Linked DNA regions of Mus musculus: region 1 is linked to region 2. The links are chromatin loops, found by intact Hi-C in ENCODE. Cell type or tissue: left cerebral cortex. All regions are shown on one strand.

Region 1 (8,000 bases), 360 kb before region 2:
GGTGATGTGTGTGTGTGTGTGTGTGTGTCTGTCTGTCTATCTATCTATCTATCTATCTATCTATCTATCTATCTATCTATCTTATCTATCTATCTCTATCTATCTATCTATCTATCTATCTATCTATCTATCCATCTGTCACTCTTGTACTTTGAAATGAGAGGCAGACAGATCATGAGCTCTAGGCAAGCCCGAGTTACACAATGAGACTTTGTCTTAAAACAGCAGCAGCAACCAACAATAAGAACGCCCACAAAACCCAATAAGCCAAATCAAGCAAGCCAAAATTAAACAAAACGGTTATGGTTTGCATCGGCAATGACCCTACAAGTTTGAATTTCTGCCTCTTGGTCTCCAGGTGCTGACCTTGGAGGTGTTCACTGTCCTTGTCCTTTGGCTCGTGGAGCCTCGCTGGGGGAAGCTGGCCACTAGGGATGGGCCTTTGAATGTTATAGGACTTCCTGGTTGAGGCATGCTTGCTGATTGCCTGGTTTGTCTGGGATGTAAGAACAGCTGCCAAGTGTTCTCTTTGTCCTAAAGCCACTCCCTTTGCCTTTTCCACCGTGATGGCTGGATCCTCAGAAACTGTGGGTCAATATTAGCCTTTCCCTCCTCAGAGCACTTCTCTCAGGGACTTTACTCATAGCCATGAAGAAAGTAACTGGAACCGAAGCCAAACCAATATCTACAACCCAGCAGTCTTACAGATTCTAAGTGAAGGCAATTTCAGAGTTAAGAGCTTGTGAGATTTCCTTTCTGAACAAGAACAAGCTATTTTGAACAGTCCTATCAATACTTTTTATATATATTGGACACCATGGGTTTGATGTTGGGGGTAAAGCACGGGCAGATAATTGTCTATCAAGTCTAGGTTATTTCATGGTCATGACTGAGTCAGAGATCCTATAAAACACAACTAAGTGGTTGTATTCTCAGATTGTATTAAGTATCTAAGACCACAGGTTGGTTCTTTTGTGTTGCGTGCCGGCAGTACTCAGTGGTGAATCAGAGTGGGGAACGTTCAGTGCTAAACACGAACAGGCAAGGCAGCAAAGCCGACCACCCTACTCTGAGGAACAGGCAAGGCAGCAAAGCTGACCACCCTACTCTGAGGTGCTGAGCTACCAGCCCAGAGAAACCTGAATTTCTGCTTTTTGAGAACCCTTGGTATTAATTTGTTTTTTGATGGCTTTTGCAGTCATATACAGCTATGTCAAGATAGTAATTTAGGTTAAAAAAGATAAGCCATGATTCATTCAGAGCAACACAAAAGCATTAGAGGCTATTTGGATGTTAAGAAATGTTTGTGATATGACAGTAGAAGCAGCTGGTAGGTCCGATGACTCACCCTGTCCCCATCAGCAGAGGGTCACACCTAATCTTTGCTGTGACTTCTAGCAGATTCTTAATAGAGCCAAAGATGCAACAACCTGTAGCCCCCCTCCTAAAAATTGCTGGGTAAATAGAATTAAGGATTATTGTTGAGAAATAAACTGAAGATTATCTAAGTGAGGAGTGGAGATTTTAAAGACTAAAAATAAACAGATACTGTGTTTAAATTATTTAAAGTGCTAACGGTCCCACAATTTGGTTAGGAGTCCCTTGAGCCTATAGTATGAATGTTCAGGCAAGATGGGAGAGGAGGCAGCACTGTCTTACCAAGGATGCTACAGAGTAGACCTTTGGCTTAGACTGTTTGACTCCCTTGCAAAATAAGGGAATCTGAGCCCTAAGTTTGTAATTTCACGCTTTTATTAGGGTTACTGCAACACAGAGGCTGCAGGTGCCGTGGCTTTCTACCTTCCTCTTCCCATCGGTTTTCCTGGCCAGAGACTTTGGCAAGGCAGACATTTGGCAGTGTTTATATCTAATTTGAGGGCTGCTAAGTTCTCTGTGGCTACGTACACTCAGGCTCATCTCTCTTTGATGACAGAAAAACAGAGAACAAATACCATGTCAAGAGAACATCTGCTTTGCCAGGAAATTAAAAACATACACGTTTACAGATCTAATATTTTATGAATTCATTGGGAATTTTGTACAATGCATTTTTGATCATACTCATCTCCTACCCTCCCCACCCAAACACCTCCTAACGCACCTTCACCTCCCTAACCCCCTCAACATTTTCTTCTCTCCCTTTTTTTCAGATAATGTATCAATTCCACTTTGTGCTGTCCACCCACACATACTCCTGGATGTAGAGCCATCTCCTAGAGCATGGCCACACCATCAAAGCAAGCTGACTCTCTTCCCAGAAGCCATGAACTGTCCACAGCTCCCCAGAGAGGGCAAAGAACTCATGGACCCCTTCTACCACCATGATAGGATGTTGACTGGATTGATCTCCTACAGGTCTTGGGTAGGCAGCTATGTCTGCTGTGGCTCTATGAGTGCAGTGATCCTGCCCTATCTGGAAGACATTGTTTTGAATTGTACAAATAAAACTTGGAAGCAAGGCAACCCGAGGGACAACTGCTCTATATTTCTTATTAATATATTTTAAAGACAGTCCAGTTTATTATAGAGAACATTTTTTTTTTACTGAAATAGCTTCAGCAGCCATGGAAAGACAGTAACATCTGGACTGCTGTTGGAATTGGTTGTTTGAGTGTCTCTTCTTAGCTGCAGAAGGATAGAGCCTAAGGTCTAACCTTGGAATTTGGAGGGCTGCTCCTTTTACTCACTTTTCATCGGAGCATCACGGTGCATGAGTGGGCAGCATCAGAGAGCCCTGATGTTTCGTTTTACCTACCTTGAAATGCATGGATGATCTGACTCAAGGCAGCAGGATTTTCCCCTTGAGTCAGAATGACGCTTGGGTATCGATTGATTCCTGGAGTCCATTCTCATTTACTTTTCAATTCTTTAAAGAATAATTATGTACTTTATTTTACCTCATGTTTGTGAGTATTTTGCCTGAATGTATGTATATGTACCACAACTGTGCCTGGTACCCACAAAAACAAGAAGACGATATGAGGTGGTTTGCAACTGAAGTTGCAGATGGTTGTTCGAGACCATGTGGGTGGGTGGAATTAAAATTTGGTCTTCTGTTCCAGCAAAAAGTACTCTTTACTACCGAGCCATTTCCCCATGAACATACTCATTATCGACTTTTTGGGATTCCAAAAAACCAAAACCAAAACCAAAACCAGTCACATCAAGGAATCAAGGAGAGCCCATTTTTACAGTAAACTGGTGCAAGTGATGGGCAGTGCAATCTGAAATGTCTAAGGTGTCCTCAAGATGGTGGCATTTCTGATTAGGTGAGCAATGATGGAATCAGACCTAGGGAGCTTTGACTGTTATTGAGGATTGGGTTCAGCTATGATGTGCAGTGCACGGACCTGCCAGCAGAGGGCAGTGCAGTAGCCACCTAGGTGGGGAAGAGACATCAAGATGGTAGAATGCAAAACGGTGCCTAGTGAAGGTGGAATAGGCCTTTATCTTAGCAGTCTGGAGGCAAAGCCAGGTGGATCTTTGTGAGTTCGAGGCCAGAATGGTTTACAGAGTAACTTTCAGGACAGCCCACTCAGCACCACCAAGCACCACCACCACCAGTTCAGAGGACACTGGGAAATACTAAATGAAAGGAAGCAAGTGGCTGTGAGCCTTAGAGCCTGGGTTTGATTGTATAGTGGGAAGAAATAATGCTTATTTCTTTTCTTTTGAGGAATAGTTCTTTTGTAATTACTGGTGTTACTCTGAGTGATTGCCATTAAGTGACTATTTTGTTCATTGATGTATTCTTTAAAAAATGTGAGGATCAAGAGCAGCCAGGATCCAGGGAGGACCCATGTGAAACTGTCTTCTAGACAGAACAGGACAGAAGTATTACACGTATGAACTCACAGCAGCTGTGCTTGCCTGGGCAAAATCCCACCAGCCATTGTTGTAGCATGGTGTGTGTGTGTGTGTGGAGGTGTGCGGAGTGGTCATGAGCATCCACTAACTGAGGAGATGTGGACAGTTGACAAAACCCACACCCAGGAGTAGGAGGACAGCACACATTGGAGTTGATAGGTTATTCTAAAATGAAAGCCACAAAGGGGGAGGGGGTGTGCTAAGGAGGTGATGGTGGATCCTGGAAAAGTTATGGGGAGGAATGGGTACAAATGTGATAAAAATACATTATACAAAGTTCTTAGAGGAGAAAGTGGGGAGAAGCCTTGAAGATATGGGCACAGGGGAAAAATTCCTGAATAGAACAGCAATGGCTTGTGCTGTAAGATCGAGAATTGACAAATGGGACCTCATGAAACTGCAAAGCTTCTGTAAGGCAAAAGACACCGTCAATAAGACAAAAAAACCACCAACAGATTGGGAAAGGATCTTTACCTATCGTAAATCAGATAGAGGACTAATATCCAATATATATTAAGAACTCAAGAAGGTGGACTCCAGAAAATCAAATAACCCCATTAAAAAATGGGGCTCAGAACTGAACAAAGAATTCTCACCTGAGGAATACCGAATGGCTGAGAAGCACCTGAAAAAAATGTTCAACATCCTTAATCATCAGGGAAATGCAAATCAAAACAACCCTGAGATTCCACCTCACACCAGTGAGAATGGCTAAGATCAAAAATTCAGGTGACAGCAGATGCTGGCGAGGATGTGGAGAAAGAGGAACAAGACTTCTTAATAGCTAGCTTTGCAGTTAGTGGTCTTAGCCTGGAGACGGGCTGTACCAGTGTAAGCTATAGATGGGCACCCCACTGAGAGAGAACATAGGGGGTTCTCCCCATCCCTGTTTCTCCTTTTCCTCCTTCTCCTGTACAGCTCAGTGTGTGTGTTTTGCATTGTGAGGTCCGGGTGCTATGTCCAGGGTGGGTTCATTCTCCCGCCCCTTTGTAATAGAGATGGTAATAGAAAGAATGATTATGTTCGTGAATACCTGTGTCCTTTTGTGTCCTTAGTATTTCTGGGACAAGGGCCATAGAAATTTTTATCAAGATTTGTTTTAATAAGTGTTTGAACATTAAAGGAAATGAGTAACAGAAGCACATAAAAGGCCCTCACCAATGTAGCATACTGCAATTTCATAACTGTCCCATCTTCAAAGTCACACTTTAAAACCCCTCTGGTCAGCTGACTTTTTTTTTTTTTTTTTTTTTTTTTTTTTGCCTACTTCCCAAATTAGGGCTGCCATCCATTTTTCAGATTTGATCCCTTTATTCTCCTTTGGTGGAGAATAAAGAAAATTTCCCTCTTAATGTGTCTACAAGATCTAGCATCTTCTTTCTGTGCCTGCTTTTAATGAATCATTATGTTATTTACTGTCCATTCAGCTGTGAGCAATCTCCAGCATGAGGCCCCGAGCGCTGGCCTCAGCACATAGCCTCTCTGGCGAGAGGTCTGAACTCAAGCCTGCTGGTTTTCACTAGCAGACTATTTCTGTTATTTAGGGCTGGCCACCGCAGACTCCCTGGAAACAGCTTCCTGGTGTGTCCTGCTGTTTGTTAGTCTTAAAAGGCATCCATGGGGCCTCCACATATATCAGGTATTTTCCAAGGGTCTTCTGGATAATGGAACAAAACTGCACCCTCTTCACTAGGCCAGAACCTGGAAATCAGTTTGCTGATGAGGGCACCGTTCCTCCTCCCGCAATTCTCAATGGTATCTGTATCCTGAGCTATCTTTTTGTTTGCTGGAGATCTTTTTCTGTTCAGCCACCTCACTCTAGGCTTTAAAAGGCCTTTGTTGAATGTGCCTTCTGCAGTTATCAGAACTCCCGTTTCAGCATGGGGTTATGAAAGTTCCATTTCTTGGCTCCATTCTATTCTTAGAATTCTAGGGACTCTACAACCTTCTAACATATTGAATAGTTCTCATGCAAGGTACTCTAAGAGTGACTCTGAGAATAAATGGAATGAGGTTTTCAAGCTATTTGAAGTACATAATTTAGAAGCTCTACTTTCTGTTTCATTTTGGTACTTCTTGTGAGTGTGTGGTATTCTTTTCTTTGCCTGCTTGCCTTCCTACAACATGGTGAAGACAGTTGTGTGACCCTTAAAATAAAATCTCAAGTCAAGAAGTAGTCGGAAGACTGAAAAGGGAAGGCATGAATGTGCCTATGCACTTCATCTACTTCAGATCTATGAGATCTACAGGGGTTCGCTATGCTGGAGAAAATGTTCTGAATATGGCTCAGGAGAAAATGTCATGGCACAACAGACACTCTATACATGCCTTTATGCCTTATTACCATGTGTGCAGGCAGTGTGTTTCAGACCCATGTGACGGCCAGAAAAACCTAGGAAACTTTAAAAATGAAGTCGTCTGCTAAGGCAGATGGTGTGGTATACATTTGTGATCTAGTGATGGGGAAGCAATGGTAGGAAGATGTTAGCCTAAGAGTAGCCTGTGCTGTGTAGTGAGACTGTCTCAAAAGCAAAGAAGCAAACTCCGACATAACCCAAACTATTTGCTACCCAAGACAATGGCATGCGATAAGTTCTGAATATCGGCTGCTAAAATATTCCTCATTTTATTTTATAGGAACCTTAGCAATCCTTGCATGGTGGTTTTAGCATTACAACGTCAGGATGGATGTGATGACACATGCAATTTTAAAAAAATTATTTATTTATTATATGCAAGTACATTGTGGCTGTCTTCAGATGCACCAGAAGAGGGCATCAGACCTCATTATGGATGGTTGTGAGCCACCATGTGGTTGCTGGGATTTGAACTCAGGACCTTCGTAAGAGCAGTCAGTGCTCTTAACTGCTGAGCCATCTCTCTAGCCCAATAGATACAAATTAAGCACAAAATTATACAAGACTTTGTACAGCGCTGTTTGTGCATGGTTCCCTGTGCCAGAGGTTGAAGAACAAAAGGCGAGGACAGAGTCTATGAAAAATATGTCACCTCTTTTATCTCTGTGACAAGAAGGCCAAAGCTATATGATTTGGTTGATGTATAGTTTGGTTTGAATGAGAAAATTACAAGCCTGAATGGCATGGTTTCTCAGAACACAGCCTGGTCTACCACCACTCATCAGCCCCAGCAACTTCTGCTCTGACAATATTACTTTCCACTGCTTGGTTTGTAACCCATTGAGGGAAAGTAGAGCCTCAGAGCACCAGCCATTCAGAAAGTGAGGATGACCAGGCAGAATCTTTTTCTTTATAGATAATGGTCTGTTAATGGGCCAGAATTAAATTATGGTGCCAAGGTCCAGCCTTGGCTTGGAGAGGGATTCTGAGGAAGGGGTGTTGGAGAGCAGCGAAAGAAATGACTTGAAGTCAAATCATAGGTACAGACTAACAGTGCGAGTTCTACCCAGGACAGCTTTCTCTGGAGATCTTAGAAAAAGACTGCAAGTACAGTTTATTTAAAAAAAAATTGCAACTGAATTCAGAGATCTGTCTGCCTTTGGAAGCACAGAGAATAAGTTTAGCTGGGTGGGATCCTGTTCTGAAATTACCATTCTCACAATGTCTGAGCCTAGGCCTAAACTTGCTCTGTCCCAGGCTGACCTTGATCTCAGGAATCAGCCTGCCTTTATAAGTACAAACAATAAACTTAGCTGGGAGGGATCTTGACCCACCACCACCCCTCTCCAAATTTCTCTCTTTCCCTCATATTTTTCTGACAAGCTGGCTCATAGTGCAGCTGTCTTTGTTCTTTTAGGTTCGTGAAGTCCCTCATATAATTCATATTCTATCCTTTTAGAGTACAGGTGCTGTGACTACTGATAACATTACTCCCCAACTCAGGAAATGTTTTCTCACCAACTTGGTCCTTTCTCAGCTCATACTCAGGAGATAGCAGGAAAGAATTGGCAAGCACCTTGCAGAAGAGCAAGGGAATAGAATGTATTCTTGGGATTCCAAGTCCCAACCTAGAATGTACTTCTTTTTTTACCCACATGTTTTTATTAGATAGTTTCTTCATTTACATTTCAAATGCTATCCCAAAAGTCCCCTCTCCCCTCACTGCTCCTCTACCCACTCACTCCCACTTCTTGGCCCTGGTGTTCCCCTGTACTG
Region 2 (8,000 bases):
ACGTTGAACTGATCTCTAGAACATGCTCGCCTTGCACAACGGATACCGTATAGTGTTGAATATAAACGCCCAATGATCTGCTCTCTCCGGTCCCCAGCGATTCCTGTTCTACTCTCAGTTTCTGTGAACCTGACCCCTTCGGAGGCCCCATGCTTCCCTTTAGGCTCTGACACTTGTCTCCCTAAGCTTCCCAGGAGAGCCTAACCTTGGAAGGGCTGCAGGGATCGATTTTTTGTCAACTTGACCTACACCTAGACATGTCTTGGAGGAAAAGAATCTCAACTAAGAAACTGACATTTAGGCAAGTGTGTGGGCATTTTCTGATTAATGAGCAATGTGCAAACAGCCAGCCCATGAGCATGGTGCCACTCTCGGCAAGCGTTCCAGGGTTGTGTAAGAAAGCAGGCTGAGCAAGTCAGTGCCCAGCATTCCTCTGCTTCATTCAGCTTCAGCTGCGCCCCGGGTTCCTGAGGGAGGCTCCTGTCCTGCTGTCGCAGATTACAGATGCTAACGTAATAAATGCATTCTTCCTTGTGCTACTTTGAATTGGATCAGCTTCTAAAGACTCAATTTTGAATGCTGAACGAGTACCAGTAGGAGGTGTGGCCTTGTTGGAGTGGGTGTGGCCTTGTTGAAGAAAATGTGTCACAGAAGGTGGGCTTTGAGGTTTGAAATGCTCAAGCCTGGATGTTATGAGAAAGTGAGGGAAAACCTCAAAGATATGGGCACAGGGGAAAAATTCCTGATAGAACAGCAATGGCTTGTGCTGTAAGATCAAGAATAGACAAATGGGACCTCATAAAATTGCAAAGCTTCTGTAAGGCAAAAGACACTGTCAATAAGACCAAAAGGCCACCAACAGATTGGGAAAGGATCTTTACCAATACTAAATCAGATAGGGGACTAATTTCCAATATATACAAAGAGCTCAAGAAGCTGGACTCCAGAAAATCAAATAACCCCATTAAAAATGGGGCTCAGAGCTAAACAAAGAATTCTCACCTGAGGAATACCGAATGGCTGAGAAGCACCTGAAAAAATGTTCAGCATCCTTAATCATCAGGGAAATGCAAATCAAAGCAACCCTGAGATTCCACCTCACACCAGTTAGAATGGTTAAGATCAAAAACTCAGGTGACAGCAGATGCTGGCGTGGATGTGGAGAAAGAGGAACACTCCTCCATTGTTGGTGGGATTGCAAGGTTGTACAACCACTCTGGAAATCAGTCCGGTGGTTCCTCAGAAAATTGGACATAGTACTACCGGAGGATCCAGCAATACCTCTCCTGGGCATATATCCAGAAGGTGTGCCAACTGGTAATAAGGACACATGCTCCACTATGTTCATAGCAGCCTTATTTATAATAGCCAGAAGCTGGAAAGAACCCAGATGCCCCTCAACAGAGGAATGGATACAGAAAATGTGGTACATTTACACAATGGAGTACTACTCAGCTATTAAAAAGAATGAATTTATGAAATTCCTAGGCAAATGGATGGACCTGGAGGGCATCATCCTGAGTGAGGTAACACAATCACAAAAGAACTCACACAATATGTACTCACTGATAAGTGGATATTAGCTCAGAAACTTAGAATACCAGAGATACAAGACACATCTGCAAAACACATGAAACTCAAGAAAAACGAAGACCAAAATGTGGACACTTTGCTCCTTCTTAGAATTGGGAACACAACACCCATGGAAGGAGTTACAGAGACAAAGTTTGGAGCTGAGATGAAAGGATGGACCATCTAGAGACTGCCATACCTGGGGATCCATCCCATAATCAGCCTCCAAATGCTGACACCATTGCATATACTAGCAAGATTTTGCTGAAAGGACCCAGATATAGCTGTCTCTTGTGAGGCTATGCCGGGGCCTAGCAAACACAGAAGTGGATGCTCACAGTCAGCTATTGGATGGATCACAAGGCCCCCAATGGAGGAGCTAGAGAAAGTACCCAAGGAGCTAAAGGGGTCTGCAACCCTATAGGTGGAACAACAATATGAACTAACCAGTACCCCGGAGCTCGTGTCTCTGGCTGCATATGAATCAGAAGATGGACTAGTTGGCCATCAGTGGAAAGAGAGGCCCATTGGTCGTGTAAACTTTATATGCCTCAGTACAGGGGAACACCAGGGCCAAGAAGGGGGGGGAGGGAAGTGGGGGGGTATGGGGGGAGTTTTGGGATAGCATTGGAAATGTAAATGAAGAAAATACCTAATTAAAGAAAAAAGAAAAGAAAAGAAAAGAAAAGAAAAGGAACTCACGGAGCCCTGCCCCTTATTGATGAACTGTTTACTGCTATTTACTATTTACTGCTATACCCTTACTAATGAACTGTTTACTGCTATTTAGATTCAGGGAGTGGTAACACCACTGCCCGCCCACCAGAGACACAAATAGGCCCCAAAGGATACCTCCAATGCAATAGACATGCATATGGTCCTGGTTAAATAAAACTGAACCAAAATTTGTGAACCTGGGAAAGGGCCTGCCAGGGGTTGGGGCAGGAGTCTTGGTAGAGATGGGAAGCAAATAACAGAAGGAGGGGAGTAACCTGAGAACACAATATACATGTGTGAAATAGACCAAAAAAATTGATCCATAGAAACTACTTTTAATAAATACTTCTTTAAAAAAAAAAAAGAAATGCTCAAGCCAAGCCAAGCCAAGCCCAATGAGAATCAGTCAGTCTCAGTCTCTCTCTCTCTCTCTCTCTCTCTCTCCCCCCCCCTCTCTCTCTCTCTCTCTCTCTGCTGCCGATCAATATGTAGAATTCTCAGCTTCTTTTCCAGTCCCATGTCTGCCTGCATGCCTCTTACTTCCTGCCATGACGATAATGGATTAATCCTCTGGCAACTGTAAGCCAGCCCCAGTCAAATCTTTTCTTTTATGAGAGTTCCTGTGATCATGGTAATATACATCTTCACGACAATCGAAACCATAATGAAGACACTCCCCAGGTTGCTTCCGGTTATGGTGTTTATCACAGCGACAGAAAGCAAACGCAAACAGAGTTTCCCCTTAACTGCCTGGGTAGCGAGAGTGAGAAGACATCAAAAGTCCACAGGGCAGGGCCTGATAAACACTCAGGGCTCAGGGAGCACTCACAGCGGTGGAATGATGTCTTCCAGTTTTATTCACTGGCTTGTCAATTACGATTGCAACTCTTTGGGGTGAAGCTTCTCCTTGCCAACATCTGTACAATTTTTGCAAGTTAATACATATCTCATGATCTACCTTTCCCTCCTCCATCCCCTCAACTACTATATCACAGAGCCCAGCCCAACACCACACTTTATCACGCCTCCTCTTCCTCTCCGTCCCCCCTCCTCCCCCTCCTCCTCCTCCAGACACCTTCCTTGACATTTTAGGTAACTCAGATATCCACTTTCTGCCATTCTTACTATAACTTTCATACAGTTTCTTACTAAACTCTAAAGTCCCCGTCAACTGGTAAGCCGTTTGAATGTAGTATTCTTGCTCATCATCAGTTTGTAGCATGAGGAAACACAATGAGTTCAGAATACACACAGAGAGACAAATTGATAACTTGCTTATGAAAAGATCCTAAATATTAACAATATTTCACTTATTCTAGAACTTTTCTGAGCACTGCAAATGTAGAAAATAATTGTTGATTTTAACTCTTGAGTACTGAACCACTTAGATGTGTCTAAACTAACATCTCCATTTCACAAATAAATTAAATGAGGTCAGGGTTGAATTGTGCCCAAGGCTAAAAGCTCCACTAAACTGCAGACCTGAGATGAATGCAAAAACACCTTAACTATAGCACCCTGCAAGACCCTAGCAAAAAACCGCCATAGTAACAGCTGCTCTGCCAGGCCAGAGTCTGGTTAGCACAAGCGGTACAAAGGTAAACGGGAGCAGAGCAAAGCATCAGTGGAGTGCTGTGGGCTTTGGAGGAACCAGAGGCTTCACGCAGGTCTGGCCATGCTCTACCACTGACCTGCGCCTCACATTACAAATATCAAGTTCCAAACACTCCGGGAAAGGCTTCTAAGAATTAGAGAGTACAGCTAAACCCAGGAAGCGCATCCCTCTTTTCATGAATGAATTAGCTGGGTATTCTATTCATCCATTCATTTAGATCCTTCAGGAATTCTCTGTGCCAGGCATGTTTTAAGGCCACTAGCCTCAATTTTTATTCTTTGCACTGGAAACACCTGATGACCTTAGTATATTTTATGCCCCAATTCCTCTTCCAGAAATGCTTTCAAGTTCTCGGGGGAAAAAAGTAAGTTCTTTTCATTTGAAATTCTTTGTCTCAACCCTACGGAGATTCTCTACTTAGTGATTTTCAGCTTGGAAAAACTGAATGCACCCACGCCCATGGGTGCACACAGATGCTGCTGCCACCTTGTGGCTAGAATGGAGTATTGCCTTACTCATTTTAATTCACCTTTACTGCAGCTTCCCCCAACCCACTTTTCCCGTAGTTTAGGCAAGCTCTTGTGTTTTAGTCTGCATCTATGTAGTGCAGGCTAGCCTCAAACTCACAGCAATCCTCCTGCCTCATGATCTAGAGTGCTAGGACTTCAAGTCTGCACTAACACACCAGGCTCTAGCATAGCTTTAAAAATGTATTAACTAGGTGGAGTATTGTTTAACACCTACAGTAAACTGATAATTATACACATCCAGACTAAAGTTTGTTGCTATATTTACATTTCTCCTCTGTCTCCCTTTTTAACTTATCTCTCTGGTCAGTTCTGGACAAGCACTTGGTCCCAGTACAATACCCCCGGTCCTTATATATTCTTAACATAGTTCAACTATGTTCCCGTCTGCCTGTGATTCCCCCCCACACACACACTTGGAAAGCTCAGGTTAGAAGTTGGCCCAGCGTCCTTACGCCATCTGCTCACATTTGATGGCTTTTTCTGGTTACTTCAAAAGATTCCTAAAGCAGTATTGCAGGACAAGAAAAGCAGGTTTGTCCTCCCACTCACCAGGCTCGAGCGCCTGAAACTATTCTGCCTGAATCACACGCAGCTCACATGTGGCAACGCTTTTGTATCCATGTCTTGGACACTTTCCTAGGGGTCTCTGCTCTACTTTTATCCTTCTAAGGTTCCCAGGTTGCACAGGGAGGGAAGGGTCGTCCTTTAACATACGTCTGAAATAAAGTCTTACCTGATGTTACTGGTACTATCTACCATGGTAAGTATGAGCCATCTGACAGCACCACACTTGAGAGCATGACAGGAGGGGGTGGGGTGGGGATTTTAGTCTTCTCAGCATCAACTAGTTTTTCCTTTGTCAAACAGAAGGAAAGATAACCAGGAGACACCAAACCCTCGCCTTGCCATGCTCCTGTTCCGTTGCCTCTCCCAAGGGCTCCCAGGGCACCACTTCTTGGCCGTCCTCACTCCGTCCTTCCTCCGGAAGGTCTAGAGTTCAGTAGACTAGTGGAGAGTTCTCCAGTACTTCTCAGTCACACTAGGAAGCCACCTTCAGGAAGCTGGGCTTTGGCTGGCAGCATATGCAGTGCAATAAACCAAAGAAAGCTTCCGGTCTCTTAAGGGAGAGGCAAGACACTTCATCCAACAATAAAAGCAAAAGCTTAGTATGGAGAAACGCTTCCGTGCTCCATGGTCCTGACTTTGAACTCACAGCCTTGGCCATGCCAGCCACCCACCCACCACCTCACCACACCCTCAGTCTTCACAGATGACCGTTTCAATCTTGGCAGCTCTTGGGGATTAGAACAGTTTCACGGCAGCTCCGGCTCCACAAACAGAATAGAAGCTGATGAGCCAGGTATGTGGGAGCCACAGCTGTGGGTGACCCCAGCTGCCCTGACTTTCTCTCCGGCCCCAGCACAGACTCCAGAGTGAATGGGCCTTTGTAGCTATGGTTACTAAGGGACGGGTGGGAAACTGGAAACTTAAATACATTAGCCACCATAAAAACGCATTTCGTGACATGTTATCCTGAAAGGACTGCTCTGGAAACACAAGGTCAGTAATTTCCCAGCTTACCCGAGGACGTGCTTCTTTTGACGGGGTGCATCCTGGGTGTAGGCTTCACTGTGATGATCTCTCTGCCGACTTCTCGATCATCATTTTGAGATTTGGGGAGGGAATCTCCAGTCACATCTTCTTGAGCATCCGGTGACGAGCCTTCGCTGCCCGGAGTGCTGGAGTCCAGAGCATCGTTGGATATTGCCCTGTTTACTTTCTTGGTTTTCAAAAAAGACAGTCTTGGAGAATTTTTTTCCTCATCGTCGGATATATGAAAATCATTCATCTTTTTTCTAACTAGACTTTCATCTGTCGAGGTATCTGAAAATTCACCTAAAGAAACTGGAAAGAGAAACAGGAAAAGATGTGCTCAGCAGTGTATTTTAAACATTCAAAAGCTATGTTCTACTTCTTTGAAAAGTAACACTACCTTCATAAACAGAAATGGCTAGAAATAAATCAATAACCCTAAATACATCCATATTTATTTTGTTACTCTTCAAACCAGGAATCTAGGTAGGCTTGGTTGGCAATTATCAAATAAAGTCTGAGTTTCATTAACGTATTCAAAATATTTATCAAGTGCCTACAGCACTGTATTTTTTGGGGGAGGGTATGTCCATCAAAGGTTGTTCAATGTAGCACCCATCCCAAAATACAAAGATGATACTGTCTAGTAAAGAATATTCTAAGAAAGAATACCAATTTGGCAAGACAGACATGATTGATTTAACAGCTATTCAGAATACTTTTACAGAAAGCATTTATCCAGTGAATATTTCAAAATAACACACTTAATTTCAAATCAGAATTTTACATGATTATATCAGAAATCTAAAGTTTAATGTTTTGCTTACTTAACAGAAACCAAGTTAATGTGCTGATTGAAGGATCTATTTTTCAAAATGACCCACATTGGTGGTCTGAATGAACATGGTTCCTAAAGGCTCAGTAACACTCAGTCCCCAGTTGGTGGCACTGTTTGGAGCGGAGCTCCTCCACTGTCTTGAGGAAGTTCATGGCTAAGGACAGGCTGTGGAAGTGCACAGCCCTGTCCCGTTTCCAGTCTGTTCTCTGCTTCCTGGCTGCTGTTGATGTTATCTTTCATTTCCAGCTCCCGTCCCCAGGCCTGCAACTTTCTGCCATGCTGTCCCCACCGTGCTGGACTGGCTCTCTCTCTCTCTAACCATAAGCTTAAAAAACTTCCTTCTTTAGGTCATTTTGGCCATGGTGTTTTATCACAGGAACAGAAAAGTAACTAAAGCAGAAGTTGGTACCAGAGAGTGGGCTGTTGCTGTTGGAAACCTAGCATGCTGGCTGTTCCTTGGAGGAATGTGGATTATCTTAGAACTTTGGATTAGAATAGAACTAAAGGCTTTAAGGAGACCCTTAAAGACTGATGTTCTAAGAGTAATTGGAACTGTAGAGGTCTGGGTCAGGAAGTTTCTGGAGGAAACTTTATGGCCATTCCTGTGATATCTTGGTGAAAAATCTGGCTCTTGTCATGAGCCCTTGCCTGAGGATAAATGTGCTGGTTAGTTTTTGTTTACTCGACACAGACTAGAGTGTGTGCGTGCGAAGAGGAAAACACAGTGAAGAACAGCGTCCAACAGACTGTCCTGTGGGCAAATCTGTAAGGCATTTTCTCCATTAATGATTGATGTGGGAGGGCCCAGCGCACTGTGAGTGGTGTTCTGCCTGGGTAGTACAAGAAAGCAAGGTGAACAGGCTAAGGAGGAGTAAGATACTTAGCAGTGTTCCTTCACCATGTCTGCTTCAGCTCCTAGCTCCAGGTTCCTGAGCTCCTGATCTCACATATCTCAGTGATGGATTGTTAGGGGAAACTTAAGCCACACACACCCTCACCTCCCCAAGCTGGTGCCGGTTAGTGTTCTATCACAGCCATAGAAATCAAATAATATACCAAATTAAAAAGTAATGGATAATTTCTTTGGTAAGAGACAAATTCTTTGGTTGAATCTGTGGCATGGTTATTACTGCTT

What was found. Hi-C counts contacts between places; a loop is a spot of excess contacts. Peaks named below come from ENCODE experiments on the same cell type or tissue, not always from the same donor. Only the 100,000 strongest peaks of a DNase experiment are listed, where the experiment ranks them.
Region 1: a loop joins it to region 2, with 9 times the contacts of the local background. A loop is called at or near these places in 11 of 42 quality-filtered maps.

The regions. Positions count from the first base shown.
Region 1 is chr3:82,721,111-82,729,110 of GRCm38, reverse strand. No RefSeq gene overlaps it. Among named protein-coding and RNA genes, the nearest start is that of Gm29999, 60 kb to the right of the region's middle. In left cerebral cortex, a CTCF peak has its summit at 3,356 (motif pointing right); a DNase peak (open chromatin) is centred at 3,359.
Region 2 is chr3:82,361,630-82,369,629 of GRCm38, reverse strand. Map9 (microtubule-associated protein 9) reads right to left here. Exons shown (of 14, transcript NM_001081230.1): 4 at 6,016-6,339. Among named protein-coding and RNA genes, the nearest start is that of Map9, 7.6 kb to the right of the region's middle. In left cerebral cortex, CTCF peaks have their summits at 4,395 (motif pointing left) and 6,959 (motif pointing right); DNase peaks (open chromatin) are centred at 4,392, 4,944, 5,666, 7,036 and 1 more place; H3K27ac peaks cover 1,569 bases.